2 separate regions of the Mus musculus genome follow, and region 1 is linked to region 2. The links are chromatin loops, found by intact Hi-C in ENCODE. Cell type or tissue: left cerebral cortex. All regions are shown on one strand. Links, peaks and the distances in the headings refer to the core of each region. The heading gives the core; the rest is flanking DNA. Region 1 overlaps Elapor2 (endosome-lysosome associated apoptosis and autophagy regulator family member 2). Region 2 has its middle 11 kb from the start of Dmtf1.

What was found. Hi-C counts contacts between places; a loop is a spot of excess contacts. Peaks named below come from ENCODE experiments on the same cell type or tissue, not always from the same donor. Only the 100,000 strongest peaks of a DNase experiment are listed, where the experiment ranks them.
Region 1: a loop joins it to region 2, with 8 times the contacts of the local background. A loop is called at or near these places in 32 of 42 quality-filtered maps.

Annotation. Positions count from the first base shown.
Region 1 is chr5:9,422,769-9,431,117 of GRCm38, forward strand. It overlaps Elapor2 (endosome-lysosome associated apoptosis and autophagy regulator family member 2), which reads left to right. Exons shown (of 22, transcript NM_172706.4): 9 at 4,922-5,102; 10 at 5,637-5,765. Among named protein-coding and RNA genes, the nearest start is that of Mir879, 51 kb to the left of the region's middle. In left cerebral cortex, for the core only: a CTCF peak has its summit at 4,994 (motif pointing left); a DNase peak (open chromatin) is centred at 4,995.
Region 2 is chr5:9,168,951-9,177,299 of GRCm38, forward strand. It overlaps the pseudogene Gm24666. Among named protein-coding and RNA genes, the nearest start is that of Dmtf1, 11 kb to the left of the region's middle. In left cerebral cortex, for the core only: a CTCF peak has its summit at 826 (motif pointing right); a DNase peak (open chromatin) is centred at 876.

The sequences.
Region 1 (8,349 bases), core at 258-8,257, 250 kb after region 2:
TATTACTATTTTTTTAAATAAATACATTCTTTCAGATTACTATTTTTAAACAAAATACATTTTTTCAGAGGTCAAATGATCCAGAAGAGGATAGTTTGAAGTATGTACTATGGCTCACAAGATAAAGATGTCTTGTAGCTTGTATTGATCTGTAAGATACTCAGATCTTATCAGAGACGCTGTCCAGGCACAGAGTGATTCGGCCATGGTAGACTACTGTGTACTTGCACTTAGAAAACACAAAGTAATTACCACATGTCCAATGTCTAACTGGGGGGTGGAGTGGGTGGGCAGAGTGCACAGATAAATTCTGCTGTTGATCCATCATTGTCTCAAAGACTCAGCCAGTACCAGGCCTGCCAATGAGAAGCTGAGGATGAGAAGGCATTGGTTCAAAGTGTCCTTCAGATATGTTTACAGCCCTAGTCAGGGCATTTAGTTTTTGGAGATATCAGCAAATATTATTTTTCCTTTCCTAATTTTGTATCTGTGAGTGGTAATCTGTACTTTTCATATTTATGTGAATATGAAACTTCCTTTTTGCCTTTAAAAACTTTGAAGGAATTTTGAGTTGAGTTAAAGTAAGTATATACTAATTTAAAGTGATTAGAAGAAATTTTTAATAAGAAATACCACTATTATTTTTAATAAGAATGTTAACTCAAGTTAACAGCATTAACTAATGAAGGGTTGTAGAGTGAGGTTGTCAGTGGCCCTACGATAATGCCATGTGAGGCTACTTTAATTTAGAACATACACATAGAGAGTTGCCGCTAAAAGTGCAATAAAAAGTATTGTGTAATACCTTTAACATAAACCTTTCTTAGCTAAACTTGCCTAACTTATTGTTAAAAGTGAATTTAATTTATTCTATGTAATCACAATTAATTCAGTATTACTGAAGAATGAATGAATGAGATCTATTAATGCATTATATCTGAACAACATGAAAATATATTAAAATCATATTTGTTACATTGCTGAGTGATTTAGTGTATCAGTGAGTATAATGCCAGTGACCAGTTTGATAATATCTGGCTGACATGGCCTAATAGAATTAAGGTCATTCATATTCAAATATAATTTAGAATACACACACACACACACATACACACACAGCACTCACTTACAAGCATGCTGAATGCATATATATATATACATGAAATGTTTTTCATATAAGTCAGAGAATCTTTCATATAAGTCAAGAATAGATTCTTGGTATAGAAGAAAATAATGTGTCCATGTTTCATAAATTCAGTTCACTCCTTTTTAAAATTATTGACTATTTTATTTATTTACATTTCAAATGTTATCTCCCTTCCTGTTTTCCCTGCAAACCCCATCCTACCCTTCTTCCCCTGCTTCTATGAGGGTGCTTACCCACATACCCAGCCACCCACTCCCGACTCACTGCCCTAGAATTCCCCTATGCTTGGGCATTGATCCTTTGCAAGACCAAGGGTCTCCCCTCCCACTGATAACAGATAAGGCAATCCTCTGCTACATATGCGGTTGGAGCCACGGGTCCCTTGATGTGTACTTTTTAGTTGGTGGTTTAGTCCCCTGGGAGCTTGGGGGTGGGGGTGGGGCAGGTCCTGATTGGTTGATAGTGTTGTTCTTAAAGACAAAGTCTCACTACATAGCTTGGGCTGGCCTAGAACTCTGTGTAGAGCATGCTGGCCTTGAGCTCACAGAGATCCACTTTTAATGTTTAACCTAAATGATCATGAATATTGTAGCTCTTCTGTAATCTTTACACTAGTCTGGTAAAACTCTGTTGAGAGGGGTTTGGTTTCATAAAACCATTTCATGTTTGCATCTCACTTTCTGCAGAATGAGCTGGTTGTTGGTGTCTCACCTGCACTGTGAGCCATCTGGTTCTAAGCATCATTAATATTAATTAGCATCTTTCCCTGTCAGCTACACTAGGAAACATATGTCTCTGTTGGAAAGACAGAGAAGCAGTTTGCCGTGTGTGGCAGGAAGGTTTGTAAGGAACATGGATCATAGAGAACTTGTACCTTGATTTCTCCATGTTAAAATGTTCACAGTGTATTTTAACTTCTAAACGTCTTCTTTGCTTACATTGGAAGAAACTGGTTATTTGGCTTCTCAGATATATTTGCATATTGTATTGTTTTCAGTCTCATCAGAATGACCCTCCTTTAATGGTGCTGTTTGCATCTCTTGGGCAAGTTGTTTAATAGCTGTAATCTGGGGCTGGGGAGATAGCTTAGTTAGTAAAGTGCTTACCTTGAAAATTGTACAGCATAAGTTCAGTCTCCAATACCCATGTAAGGAGCCTGGTGTGGCAGCATGTGTTTGTAATTCTAGGGATGGGGACATAAAGCCAGATCCCAGAATTTGCTGGCCAGCCAACAGCCTAGCCTAATTGTAGAGCTCCAGGTCAGTGAGAGACTGTATCAGGGTAAAAGCAAAACAAGGTGGATGGAATCAAAAGAATGATGCTCAAGGTTGTCATCTGGCCTATCCACGCGTGCATAACTTTAATGTGCAAACCCAGGTTTCCTTGTTTGCGAACCTGGGGACAATAGTGTCCTGAAAAGGCTGGGAAGATTCTTTTCTGACATGGAATCTTTTCTGTTCTTGTGTAGAAACAAAATTTCCCCAAATGTAGCTGCTCATACATTTCTATGAATGTGAGTCAGAAAATTAATGAACTTACTAGGATCTCAAAAAAAATTTTTTTAACTTGTTAACTTAAACTGAAGACTTAAAGTCAATGTCTCTCCTATAATTATTTGTTTAGATTCTCTGAATTTTATGCTGCCTTTCTTGAGGGGTAGTTGAGGGCATTTTATTGATATAGTATCTAATTTGATGTTTTTAGCTACTTAGGAGGAGTTAGCTGGAGTGGCCATTGTTTTATAGATGGTCAGAGAGGCGGAGCCATAAAGTAGAGCATTAAAGCATGTCATGACATGGACCATAAAATGAATATGGAAAGGGATCTATAAAAAGAAAATAATACTACTTATCATTCTAATGAGACATCCATTTTCTTAGCATCCTTCTTCATACCAGATAGTGTATCTTCCACAAGCATATTTAAGGCTTCAGTTGAGTGGCATTGAATGTCTGTTTTGTACAGTTCTTACTGACTAGAAACAGAGGTGAAGGACTGCCTGTGTTTCCTGTTCTCCAGCTGCAACAGACTTCTTGTTGCAGAAGTTGTTTTAAAGGACAAACAATACTTTCAAAAGTTTATTGGATGAAAAGAACAGTTACTGTCTCTTCTAAAAACCTCTATGTAGCTCTAATATTGGTTGTTATATTTTTGCTGGAATACTCCACCTACCAGTGTTCACATTCCAGTTTTGTTTTAGGACAACTAACCTATCTATTATTCTGCTTTTTAACTAAGAATAACTAATTTTAGCATGGCCAGCTTTTGGGGTGTAGTTGAGTTACCACATTTTTTAAATTCTGTTTTGTGTAAAGTAGGATAATGAGAAGGGCTGTGATTGAGTGCTCTCCTGGAGAGCAGAAGGGTGTATTTTTCCTGATGCTCAGAGCACATAGAGAAGGCCATAAGAGTTTCTGGAGAGAATAGTTTAGCTACAATCCTTTTTTTTTTTCTTGGTTAATTTTTTTTTATTAGCTACAATTCTTATTATTGAAAAAGACTTGGGAACTACTAATACTTATGAATCATTAGGATTGTACATAAAGTTTCATCTCTTCTTTTTGAAAAAATAATATTTTTCTTTGATGATTACTCCATGCAAAGTGTGATAAGAAAGGCTGTGGCGGGTGTCAAGGAAGGGAGCAGTGGAGCTAGCCAGTAAGCAAGCAACATATTGCTGGCTACACACGGAAGTGAGCAGACGCAGGGGCAGCATTTGTTTGCTGTTATTTTTGAGATCATAAAATAACTGCATCATTTCTCCCTTTCCTTTCCCCCTCCAAACCTCACCTCAAATACCTCTCCTCACTCATATTCGCTTGCTCGTTTTAATTCTTTGTTTGTGTAAATCACACACACACACACACACACACACACACACACACACACACACACACACACACCTGCATGGTCTGGTCTGTATATTGTTGTTCATATGCATGTGTTCAGAGGTGAGCACCTGGCAGTTGTTTACACCTTAAGGAGGGATTTGTGATAAGAAGCATGCTGTCTGTATTGTAAGGGTTCTTACTGCTTAGGTTCAAAGCTAGCGCAATGTATTGATTGTTTCCAGGGACGAGCGAGCTGGCTCACTTGGTAGAGTGCTTACCACACAAGCATGGTTGTCTAGAACTCACATTAAAAAAATGAATGTAGTACCCCACTCCTGTATTCCCGGAACTGGGGAAGTAGAGACAGGAGGACCAGTGGGACTGGCTGGCCAGCCAGTCTAGCTGAATCAATAAGCTTTAGGTCTAGTGAGAATCTGATTCCCAAAATAACCTGGAGTCACTTGAGAGATGGCTCATCTAGTAAAGTCATTTACTACGAAGCACCCTACAAGGTGCAAAGAAAAAACCATCTCCTGCAGGTCCTAGTCCCTCCCTCCTTCTCCACCTACACACACACACACACACACACACACACACACACACACACACACACACACATTTACACACTTCCTCTCTCACATTAAACGAAGTTGGGTAGCAGTTATGAAAGACATCTTCATATGTGCATGTGCATGCACACACACACACATACACACATAATGGTTATTTTCCTACCTATTTTTCTCCATATTGTATTAATGAAAGTTATCTCTTTTTCTCTCATTGTTTTCTCACTGTTTAGATTCTCTCAGCCCTCTCTTCTGTTCTCCACTGTTGATAATTCTTTAGCTTGTCAATTTAGCATCTTTGTCATAAAGATATTGCATGATTTACTTTTAGTTTTAATTTTAAAAGCTCTCTCTCTCTTTTATTTTTTTCTCAGACACAGATAATGTACAAGTGGATAGAGCCAAAAATCTGCAGGGAGGATCTCACAGATGCTATTAGGCTGCCCCCTTCTGGAGAGAAGAAGGATTGTCCTCCTTGCAACCCAGGATTCTATAACAATGGATCGTCTTCTTGCCATCCCTGCCCTCCGGGGACGTTTTCAGATGGAACAAAGGGTAGGGTGTCTATCATGAATTGCACGATCAGTAAAACATTCCTGATAGACTTGCGATCTTGTTCTCTAGTGCTTTTTTTGAAAAGTTTTTAGAAGACACATTTCTTATTTTGTCAAAATGAAGAGGTATTGAGAAATGTTGATAATGGGACTCTTAGGCCATGGTGACTTATCTGACGAGGACAGTCTTACTGGTGTTTTGTGTGTATGGCCGTCTCCTTTAACAATAATACATTTTAGTCTCTGAAAGTCAACCCTATCCTATTGGGTAACCGTGGATAACCACTCACTCACCAAGTTAAGCATAATATGAAGCACTGTACAAACAAAACCACCAAATATGTACACGTGCATCCGTACTGTATCTAGAAAAATTTTCCAGATCCATTTTGAAAAAATTGCTAAGGGAATTGGTGGTCATGTAACATCTGTCCCTCATATTTGTCTGGTAGTTTTAGTGCAGAGGTGCTTGGTTCCGAGAAAGCTGTTCAGATGCAGCCTAATGTGATTGCATATACTCACTCATCTTCTGCAGAATGCAAGTCATGTCCGGCCGGAACAGAGCCAGCACTTGGGTTTGAATATAAATGGTGGAATGTCCTCCCTGCCAACATGAAAACTTCCTGCTTCAATGTTGGGAATTCCAAGTGCGATGGAATGAACGGTGAGCTTGGATTCTACATTAACTGTTGTGGCAGCGAAGACACCACTCATTTTTAGCTTTTTAGACATACCAGACATATTTGTGAGGAACTTGGTCTTACTTGGCTGGGTGTTCATCTTCCAGCCCTTATATAAAACTCAAGCAACCAATCAGATGCCTTTCCTAAAGTAATCACAACCACAGTGCTTCTCCCCTTTCCCTGGCTCCACTTCCTTTAGTTTCAGCTTTCCATAGTCAATAGCCGTTTATAAATACCAATTAGAAAATTACAGAAACAAATACTTTACATTTTAAATGGTCAAGTGTTCTTAATAGCCAACGGAACCTCATGCCATATTCTTTTTCCTTTCAAGCCTAGGATGTGAATGACTCCTTTGTGTGGTTACATCTGCTTCCTGTCCATTAGTGACTTAGTAGCCATTTTGGTTTTTAGATTCAGTGCTCAGGTTTCACAATATCTGCGTTTAAATAACTCTCTCAATAATAACTTCAAACCACAAACACACAAAAAGAACATGCCAAAGAAAATCCATCAAGCCCTGGCTCCCTCCCTCCCTCCCTCCCTCCCTCCCTCCCTCCCTCCCTCCCTTCTACCCTTTCAGCTGAAAATGCAAAAGTTCTCAACTCAATAAAGAGCGAGCATAAATTGTACACTGAAGTTGCTAAAATCCATGGTAAGGAAAAGCTTTTAGCCATTAAGTTGTGAAGAGGGAAACATGACTTCTGTGCCAGCGTTACTCTCGCACCTCAAAATGGCAGGAATTAAATGGTGGTAAGTGCTAAGATAGGAAAGGTATAAAGTGGTAGGGCTTGGTGTATCCTCTGTGGGGTCTCAGAGCTTATTTCCCGAGGATGGATGCTGCGTGAGAGGCTGGAAGGGGACAGGCTGGTGTATTAACCTGGTGTTTTATGTAGTCACTTTTCAAGTAGATATTGAACTTCATGTTTAAAGTCACAAACACCAGAAGAGATGTCCCAAGGAGGGCGACAATACCTTAAATCATTTGGAGCAATAAGTTACTAAATTCTTTTGGTTTGGCTCAGTACTGGGTTAAGCATGGTAAAGGGTGAAAGATTTCAAATTCTGATTTTCAGTGAAGTCCCTCACTATGTTCTTAAGATGCCATTAAATCCCACTTACTGAAGCCTTGCAGCAGAGTTCTACAGGACAGTTGCTAACATTCTTTCAACTCTCCTTGTTGGTCATACTCATTTTGAAATCTGAAATGTTGCTGTTTGCCAGGCATTCTAAAGAACAAGAGTAAACAATGTAAAAAGGAGTAAACAACGGAGTCCATCCATCCCCTTGTCAGCTCACCATCATTTCCATCAGCTTACTTTTCTCCATCTTACATTTGATCCTTGTCTCTAGGTTTACATAAACAGTTTTAAAATTGCATGCTTTGAATCAGTATCTCTTTAAAACAGATTTGGGACATAGGATATGAAAGTTCACGTGAGTGTAGAGATCAATGGAAAAAAATGGAGGCTTGAAAAGTTTTGAGTCAACAGGTGAGTGAAAGACCAAGATGTGATATATATTAAATAGGAAGTGTTCTTTATTGAAGGTAGCAGAAGGAAAGGTAGACAGGACAAAGGAGGATGTGCACTTGTTTAGAAATGTTTCTTTGGAGCAAATCCAGTCTGCGCAGCTCAAGTCACATGAGTTGGCAGTGGCAGGTTGATCCACTCATAAACACCATTCGCAAATCAGCAGTGACAGGCTGATCCAGAAGGAACTACAAGACACTCCCAATCAGCTTGAGTCCACAGAAGCAGCAAGAAGCCACTGGAGCACCACCAGAAGTTTTTGGTGTGTTTCTCTGTATGAAGTCATGACAAAAGATGACTAGCAAAGAATCGCAAGGTGTACCAATACTATCTAGTGCTGTCCACTGTCCGTTGGGCTATATTTATCCTTCCCAAACATGTGCTTTTTCAAATATGGGCTCTCCCAAAACACCACATGCCCTTTTTCCAGGCTGTCTACAGAAAAACACCACGTGTCTGTTCTTAGTAAAATGTTCTCCCATGTGTCTGCTTCAGCATAAACCTCCTCTCAAAAGACAGTTTCCACTTAGACTTGAACTTTGTACAAGGAGATAAGAATGGGTCAATTTGAATTCTTCTACATGATAACCGCCAGTTGTGCCAGCATGATTTGTTGAAAACCAGAGACACTGAAATTAATAGAGGAGAAAGTGGGGAAAAGCCTCGAAGATATGGGCACAAGGGAAAAATTCCTAAACAGAACAGCAATGGCTTGTGCTGTAAGCTCAAGAATTGACAAATGGGACCTCATAAAATTGCAAAGCTTCTGTAAGGCAAAAGACATTGTCAATAAGACAAAAAGGTCACCAATAGATTGGGAAAGGATTTTTACCAATCCTAAATCTGATAGGGGACTAATATCCAATATATACAAAGAGCTCAAGAAGCTGGGCTCCAGAAATTCAAATAACCCCATTAAAAATGGGTTACAGAACTAAATAAAGAATTTTCAACTGAGGAATACCAAATGGCTGAGAAGCACCTGAAAAAATGTTTAAAACATCCTTAATCATCAGGGAAATGCAAATCAAAA
Region 2 (8,349 bases), core at 146-8,145:
GTACAATAATGTATTTGTTTCTGTGGCTGACTAACTTCATTTTGCATCATATATGCAAAGTTTATCCATGTTGTTAGATGTTGCAGAACTTCCTTCTTTTTAAAGGCACTATATCACTTCTCAGCCTTTTGTCTAAGATCAAGTGTGGTATCTGTTCTTATCAGTTTAAAGAACAGTATTCGTAAGACTAGAGCTGAGCACATGCCCTGACAGAGCCAAGAAGATATATCACCCACCTCTATCATGTGAGAGCTTTAATTTGCCAGCATATGACACAATATTTCAACTTATTGGATAGTTAAAAAAATTGTCTTTAACTAAAGAATTAGAAAAAAACTAAACATTTTTTGCAGTAGTACCTGTCTGCAGAACACAGTCTTTATTTATTTATTTATTATTTATTATTTTTTTATTATTGGGTATGTATTTCATTTACATTTCCAATGCTATCCCAAAAGTCCCCCACACCCTCCCACACCCACTCCCCCACCCACCCACTCCCACCTCTTGGCCCTGGCGTTCCCCTGTACTGAGGCATATAAAGTCTGCACGACCAATGGGCCTCTCTTTCCAGTGATGGCCGACCAGGCCATCTTCTGATATATATGCAGCTAGAGACAGGCGGGGTACTGGTTAGTTCATATTGTTGCAGAACACAGTCTTTTTTGTTTTTTTTTTTTTGAGTATCACCATATTAAGAAAGAAAATAAATGCTGTCATTTACTATTTTTCAAAAGGAAGGTCAGTTTTAACAGTATGTCACATCTGCTGGTTAATTCTTGTTGATTAGATGTGACATTTTAAAGCATATCATTTAACCAGCAGGTGTCTCCATTGTTCAGTGAGATCTTTTTCAGAGTAGTAGCATTACCAGTAGATGGAATTATGGAGGCTTGAATTGCTAGTGATATGTATAGAACAGAAAAGAACTCAGGCCCAAACTCAATAATAAAACCCTAAGAGTAGGTCTTGTGCTCTGAATCCAAATAAGGCAAAGATGTGTTGCAGATTGCTGCTCATTTCTTTCAGTCCGTTTCATGTGCAGCAGAAGAGAAGGAAGTGGGTGCCTTCACCGCTTTTAGGAGCTCACACGTTTATGATATGTGTACTCACTCATTCTATTTAGCAGATATTCCTGAGAACCTCCTTAGTGCTGAGCATTATTTTAGACACAGAGACTATGGTTACACTCAAGATAGATGAAAATTCTGCCTTCATAGCATCTACATTCTAGGGGACAGCTCACATTGTGACATGTTGCTGGTAGTTTTTGGCTGTCTGCTTTGTGTTACCACTTGGTTGCATGTGCACACACGCCCAGGAACTATCTTGGATCTGCAGATGAAAGACACACACACACACACACACACACACACACACACACACACACACACGATCATTGTAACCTGCCTTATTGGCTCTGTGTCTGGGCTCTCTATCTTTCCCTTACCTTTACTCCTAGCACAACACCTATAATCCTCCCTCAAATTAGCTGCCCAGTTATCTTTCCTCCTAGCTCAACACCTCTAAATCTGCTCTCAGTTTGGTTGTCCAGTTACCTTTACTCTTAGCTCAACACCTTAAAATCTGCCCTTCGCTTGGTCGCCTATTTACCTTCTCTTAAGCCCATGGGCCACTTTCCTTTTACACCTACATTTTGGAAGATCTTCCCTGCAGCTCCGAGTCTGTTCTGTCCCTCTCCCCACTAAGTATCTCAATTCTCCTCTTCTCTCATAGCCTGCAGGAACCTGGATATCTGTCCTCTTTCTTTCTGCCCAGTCATTAGCCACTGGCATCTTTATTGATTGATCAAGAACCAATTGGAGACAAGGAACTTCAGCATCAGTACTCGCAGATTCTTGATTAAATCAGAGTATCAGAACCACTCCTCTACAGTGACATACCTAGATCATACCATGCAATATCTTGTGTTTAAGATGCCAGTTTACTACATCACAGCAACTGTCTATAAACGTTTTCCTAATTAACTTGATGAGAAACGATGACAGTATATGAATCAAATTACTTGCTGCCTTTACATGAAGCCAAACTGCAAATATTAGAAAAGATGGTCAACGTCCATTGCTCTTGTTTAGTTAGGGTATTGTGAGTTGTTGCCTGTCTTCTGAGGTATTAGAGATCATTTGTTTTTACACAAAACATCAATCATGGGACAATAGAACTGTTGTGTTTGATGATGATGACGGTGATGCTGCTGCTGACGTGTGTGTGTGTGTGTGTGTGTGTGTGTGTGTGTGTGTGTGTGCATGTGAGTGTTCTTGTGTGTGTATCATATGTCCAGGGGTGCAAGTGGGTGCATGTGAAGACTGGAGGTCAAGTGTGTTTCTCCATCACTCTCTGTTTTGTTTTTAGCCTGGCTCCCTCACTCACCTGGAGCTCACTAATTTGATTAGACTGACTTGTCAGTGAGCCCAAAGTTCCTCCTCTTTCTGCTTCCTTCACACGCATAGGTACCTATTAGAGGTGCCCTCCCTTAACTCCCTGATATTTTGTTTTGATTTTACATGATAGTGACAGTAAAATTTATAACTTTATACTGTGGCCAGCACTTTACCAACTAAGCCATCTCTGCAAATCTCAACCTGGGTTTTAATACTTCTCTAGTAATTTATGAATGTCTATATTGTATTAAATATAACCATAGTAAATTAAACTTCAAAGCATAATGCTTTTTTACACTGCATATTAAGTAGGTAGTGAAGACAAATAATATACAGTTACCTAATTGAATGATATTGCACTAACAGGATTAGAAATGTGGCATTTCAATGGGCCATCAGTTGAAACTTGAAGAATACACACACTCACACACACACACACACACACACACACAATCATATTTTATAGTTATAGTCATTGTCTCAGTACTACAGCTGTTTGATAAGCCTGGGTAAGGAAATAAGTGACTTCAACAGTAAGGAAAATCGCTAACTTTCCCCTGTATCTATTTATATTTCAAATGAAGGTTTGTAGAACTTTGTTCTTTGTATTGGTTCAACCTGGTGTAGAAAGATAAAAGGCTATCATAGGCACTACCTGAAATAAGGTGGATTTCCTTTCTCTATTCCACTGCACTAGATAGGCTGTGTTTTTGGCTGTTGTTGGCTTGTTTTTACATAGCCTCTTTCGCATGATGCTTTACTCTTTTCTTTAACATTGCCAAAGAATTGTATGAGGTGGTGTCATTCTCTATTAATGACATTATTGATCTTGATTAAACTTTCTTGACTCTCTTCTGAGAGGAAACTCATTCCATCTTAGCATTGCATTGCTAATCAACTGAAGGAAACATATCTAATAATACAACAATGCCCTATACATCATAGCACGTTGTTTGAAGTGGTAACCGTAAGTAAAGTACTCTCTAGTGGCTGACTGATGCAGAGGATATAAGTGAGACTATGTGTCCCTACCTGTCTTTTTTACCATAACAACATTTTGATAAAATTAAGAGTTAGAGAATTTCAGTATTCCTTACCCTTGCACACTGTTGATAGGAATATAAATTAGATTAAGTGTTATAGAGAACAGAATAGATGAAGCAGTCCTACTACAGGGATACAAAGGGAAGGGAAGGTAATCAGCCTGTCAAAGTGACATTGACCCTCATAGTTACTGTACTGCTGCACATGATAGCCAAAAAACAGAAACTAGCCAAGTTTTCATGAACAGTAAGTGAAGAGAGATAATGTGGGAAAAATACTACTCAACATAAAAATTAAAATGTCACTTGCGACAACATAGATGGAACTGGAAAACATTATGTTAGGTGAAATAAAAAGACGCAGAAAGACAAGAACCATATGCTCTTAGTCATATGTGAAACGAAATAGTTGCATGAAATATATATGTATGTATATATATATATATGTATGTATATATGTGTGTGTGCATATATATATATGTATATATGTGTGTGTGTGTGTGTGTGTGTGTGTGTGTGTGTGTGTGGAATTTACTGTGGTATGTGGATAATGTAATAGTCATATCATAAATGGCATATCTGTCACCTCAGATAGGCAGTATTTTTTTGCACTAAAATTATACTCAATCTTGGAATTTCTGTCTTCAACATTGTATCACGGAAGTAGAGTTTGAAAGGGATATGTACCTGGGAATTACTAGTGTTTTTAGAAGATAAACAATATGTAGAATATCCTAGACTGTAAAGATGCCTCTAAATTTTTAAAAGACAATTACTTGAGTTCCTTCCAGGGGTGCAGAGATTAGATCAGAGTGGTATTAGGTATAACTCAGTGATATTGAATCCAGTCCCCTCTACAGGAGTTTGGAGAAAGTTATGTTTGAGGCATAACTGAAACACACTAGTTATTCCTTTGGTATGTCACTACAAATTCAAGCAGTTACAGAAGTGACTTCACAGCTCTATGCTAATAATTAGTAGATTGAATTTACCTATCTAGGCAGATGACTGAAGAGTTATTATCAGCTCAAACAGGATAGGATATTGTTCTTGGTTGATGACACAGTCTCAGTTCCTCTTCTACAGTGTATTTAAAGAGTGTGCTGACTTGTCTAAATCCGAGCATCTAAACCTTGCCCAGTCAACTAACAAAGATCATTTTTCCATCTTGGGGACTTACCTAGGGTGATGAGGCTTGGTTTACGCTTCTTTGAGTCTAGCTAAGTTTTCTCCTTGAGAGTTTCTAAGGGTAATGAGGCTTATTAGGCAATGAATTACTTTGTAATTAGGCATGTCTCAGTCTGTCAGAAGTGCTTAGTCGTCCATCTGTTGTATAATTTTCACTCAAAGGATAAACTATATAGTCTCTTCAGGCTCTTTTGGAAAGAGTAGAAATTGACCAATTCATTTTTTTCCCATTGATTAATCATGATCAGAACACAAAATACAGTAGTAAAAATTTGGAAATATTCTTAAAATCTGGCCACATTTAGTCTACATTTCAGCCAAGGTAGAGATTCGTACCTGATATCCATTTATCATTGGCTAAAACTAATACTATATTAATCCTAACTGAAGTGCTCATAAATTACTGACTCTATGGCTGCTGCAAGAAGTATAATTGTGACTTTGTGCCCACTTCCCCTTCAATTATACTTCTTACTTATCTGCTGGGAGAGGGGAATTCATGAGTTTTCTTCGATGGAATGGCACTGGGCACCTCAAGCACACTCCAGGGCAGGCCATGCACTCAAGGGCAAGGGCAGCACAGAATAGACTCCATGGTATTTTGTCTGATCTTTGTTATCACTTGGTGGTTCCTCTCTCATTTTGGCTTTTCTTTTATTGGCTTTTTTGTTTTTGAGAGAGAGAGGGAGGCAGAGAGCATGAAATTGGGAAGGCAGAGAGGTGGGAGGATCTGGGAGGACTTAGGGAAGAAGAAGGAATATGATCAAATTACAGTGTATGAAAAAATTAAGAAACAGAAATGTAGACAGAGTATCACTGGGATGTTGTGCTGTTCTTGTTAAAAGAAAGTTTTGTTTTATTTGTACTTAGTCCTGCTTTCAGTACTATTGGGTTTTGATGGTATTTAGTGTCAGCCAGTGTCGCATACATCTTACTTCATAAAATCAATGTGATATTTTCTTAATATCTAAACACAAAGTCCAGAGTCCCTCAGTGAGGTACATATTTTTCTGCTGGTTTTCAAGGCTTCCTGGGATCATAGCTATCTTCCCCTCTAATTCTTGCACTGGGGCATATGCTAACTTTAAAAACTGGCTCTTTTTTTTTTTTTAATTAGGTACTTTCTTCATTCACATCTCCAGTGCTATCCCAAAAGTCCCCCTCCCCCCATTGCCCCCCCCCCCACTCCCACTTCCCGGCCCTGGCGTTCCCCTGCACTGAGGCATATAAAGTCTGCACGACCAATGGGCCTCTCTTTCCACTGATGGCCGACCAGGCCATCCTCTGATACATATACAGCTAGAGACATGAGCTCCAGGGGGCACTGGTTAGTTCATATTGTTGTTCCACCCATAGGATTTCAGATCCCCTCAGCTCCTTGGGTACTCTCTCTAGCTCCTCCATTGGGGGCCCTGTGATCCAACCAATAGCTGACTGTGAGCATCCACTTCTGTGTTTGCCAGGCCCAGGCATAGTCTCACAAGAGACAGCTATATCAAGGTCCTTTCAGCAAAATCTTGCTAGTGTATGCAATGGTGTCAGGATTTGGAGGCTGATTACAGGATGGATCCCCAGATATAGCAGTCTCTAGATGGTCCACCCCTTCATCTCAGCTCCAAACTTCATCTCTGCAACTCCCTCCATGGGCGTTCTGCTCCCAATTCTAAGAAGGGGCAAAGCGTCCACACCGTGGTCTTCATTCCTCCTGAGTCTCATGTGCTTCGCAAATTGTATCCTATATCTTGGATATTCTAAATTTCTGGGCTAATATCCACTTTTCAGTGAGTACATATTGTGTGAGTTCCTTTGTGAATGTGTTACCTCACTCAGGATGATGCCCTCCAGGTCCATCCATTTGCCTAAGAATTTCATAAATTCATTCTTTTTAATAGCTGAGTAGTACTCCATTGTGTAAATGTATTACATTTTCTGTATCCATTCCTCTGTTGAGGAACATCTGGGTTCTTTCCAGCTTCTGGCTATTATAAATAAGGCTGCTATGAACATAATGAAGCATATGTCCTTCTTACCCGGTTGGGTATATGCCCAGGAGAGGTATTGTGGGATCCTCCAGTAGTACTATGTCCAATTTTCTGAGGAACCGCCAGACTGATTTCCAGAGTGGTTGTACAAGCTTGCAATCCCACCAACAATGGAGGAGTGTTCCTCTTTCTCCACATCCTCGCCAGCATCTGCTGTCACCTGAATTTTTGATCTTAGCCATTCTGACTGGTGTGAGGTGGAATCTCAGGGTTGTTTTGATTTGCATTTCCCTGATGATTAAGGATGTTGAACATTTTTTCAGGTGCTTCTCAGCCACTCGGTATTCCTCAGGTGAGAATTCTTTGTTTAGCTCTGAGCCCCATTTTTAATGGGGTTATTTGATTTTCTGGGGTCCACCTTCTTAAGTTCTTTATATATGTTGGATATTAGTCCCCTATCTGATTTAGGATGGGTAAAGATTCTTTCCCAATCTGTTGGTGGTCTTTTTGTCTTATTGACAGTGTCTTTTGCCTTACAGAAGCTTTGCAATTTTATGAGGTCCCATTTGTTGATTAGATCTTACAGCACAAGCCATTGCTGTTCTATTCAGGAATTTTTCCCCTGTGCCCATATCTTCAAGGCTTTCCCCCACTTTCTCCTCTATAAGTTTCAGTGTCTCTGGTTTTATGTGGAGTTCCTTGATCCACTTAGATTTAACCTTAGTACAAGGAGATAGGAATGGATCAATTCGCATTCTTCTACCTGTTAACTGCCAGTTGTGCCAGCACCATTTGTTGAAAATGCTGTCCTTTTTCCACTGGATGGTTTTAGCTCCCTTGTCAAAGATAAGTGACCATAGGTGTGTGGGTTCATTTCTGGGTCTTCAATTCTATTCCATTGGTCTACTTGTCTGTCGCTATACCGGTACCATGCAGTTTTTATCACAATTGCTCTTTAGTACAACTTTAGGTCAGGCATGGTGATTCCACCAGAGGTTCTTTTATCCTTGAGAAGAGTTTTTGTTATCCTAGGTTTTTTGTTATTCCAGATGAATTTGCAGATTGCCCTTTCTATCGCTGAAGAATTGAGTTGGAATTTTGATGGGGATTGCATTGAATCTGTAGATTGCTTTTGGCAAGATAGCCATTTTTACAATGTTGATCCTGCCAATCCATGAGCATGGGAGATCTATCCATCTTCTGAGATCTTTAATTTCTTTCTTCAGAGACTTGAAGTTCTTATCATACAGATCTTTCACTTCCTTAGTTAGAATCGAGCCAAGGTATTGTATATTATTTGTGACTATTTTAAAGGGTGTTGCTTCCCTAATTTCTTTCTCAGCCTGTTTATCCTTTGTGTAGAGAAAGGCCACTGATTTGTTTGAGTTAATTTTATATCCAACTACTTCATTGAAGCTGTTTATCAGGTTTAGGAGTTTTAGGGTCACTTATATATACTATCATATCATCTGCAAAAACTGATATTTTGACTTCTTCCTTTCCAATTTGTATCCCCATGATCTCCTTTTGTTGTCGAATTGTTCTGGCTAGGACTTCAAGAACAATGTTGAATAGGTAGGGAGAAAGTGGGCAGCCTTGTCTAGTCCCCGATTTTAGTGGGAATGCTTCCAGTTTATCACCATTTACTTTGATGTTGGCTACTGGTTTGCTGTAGATTGCTTGTATCCTGTTCAGGTATGGGCCAACTGGGTCTTTTTATTTTATTTTTTCTAT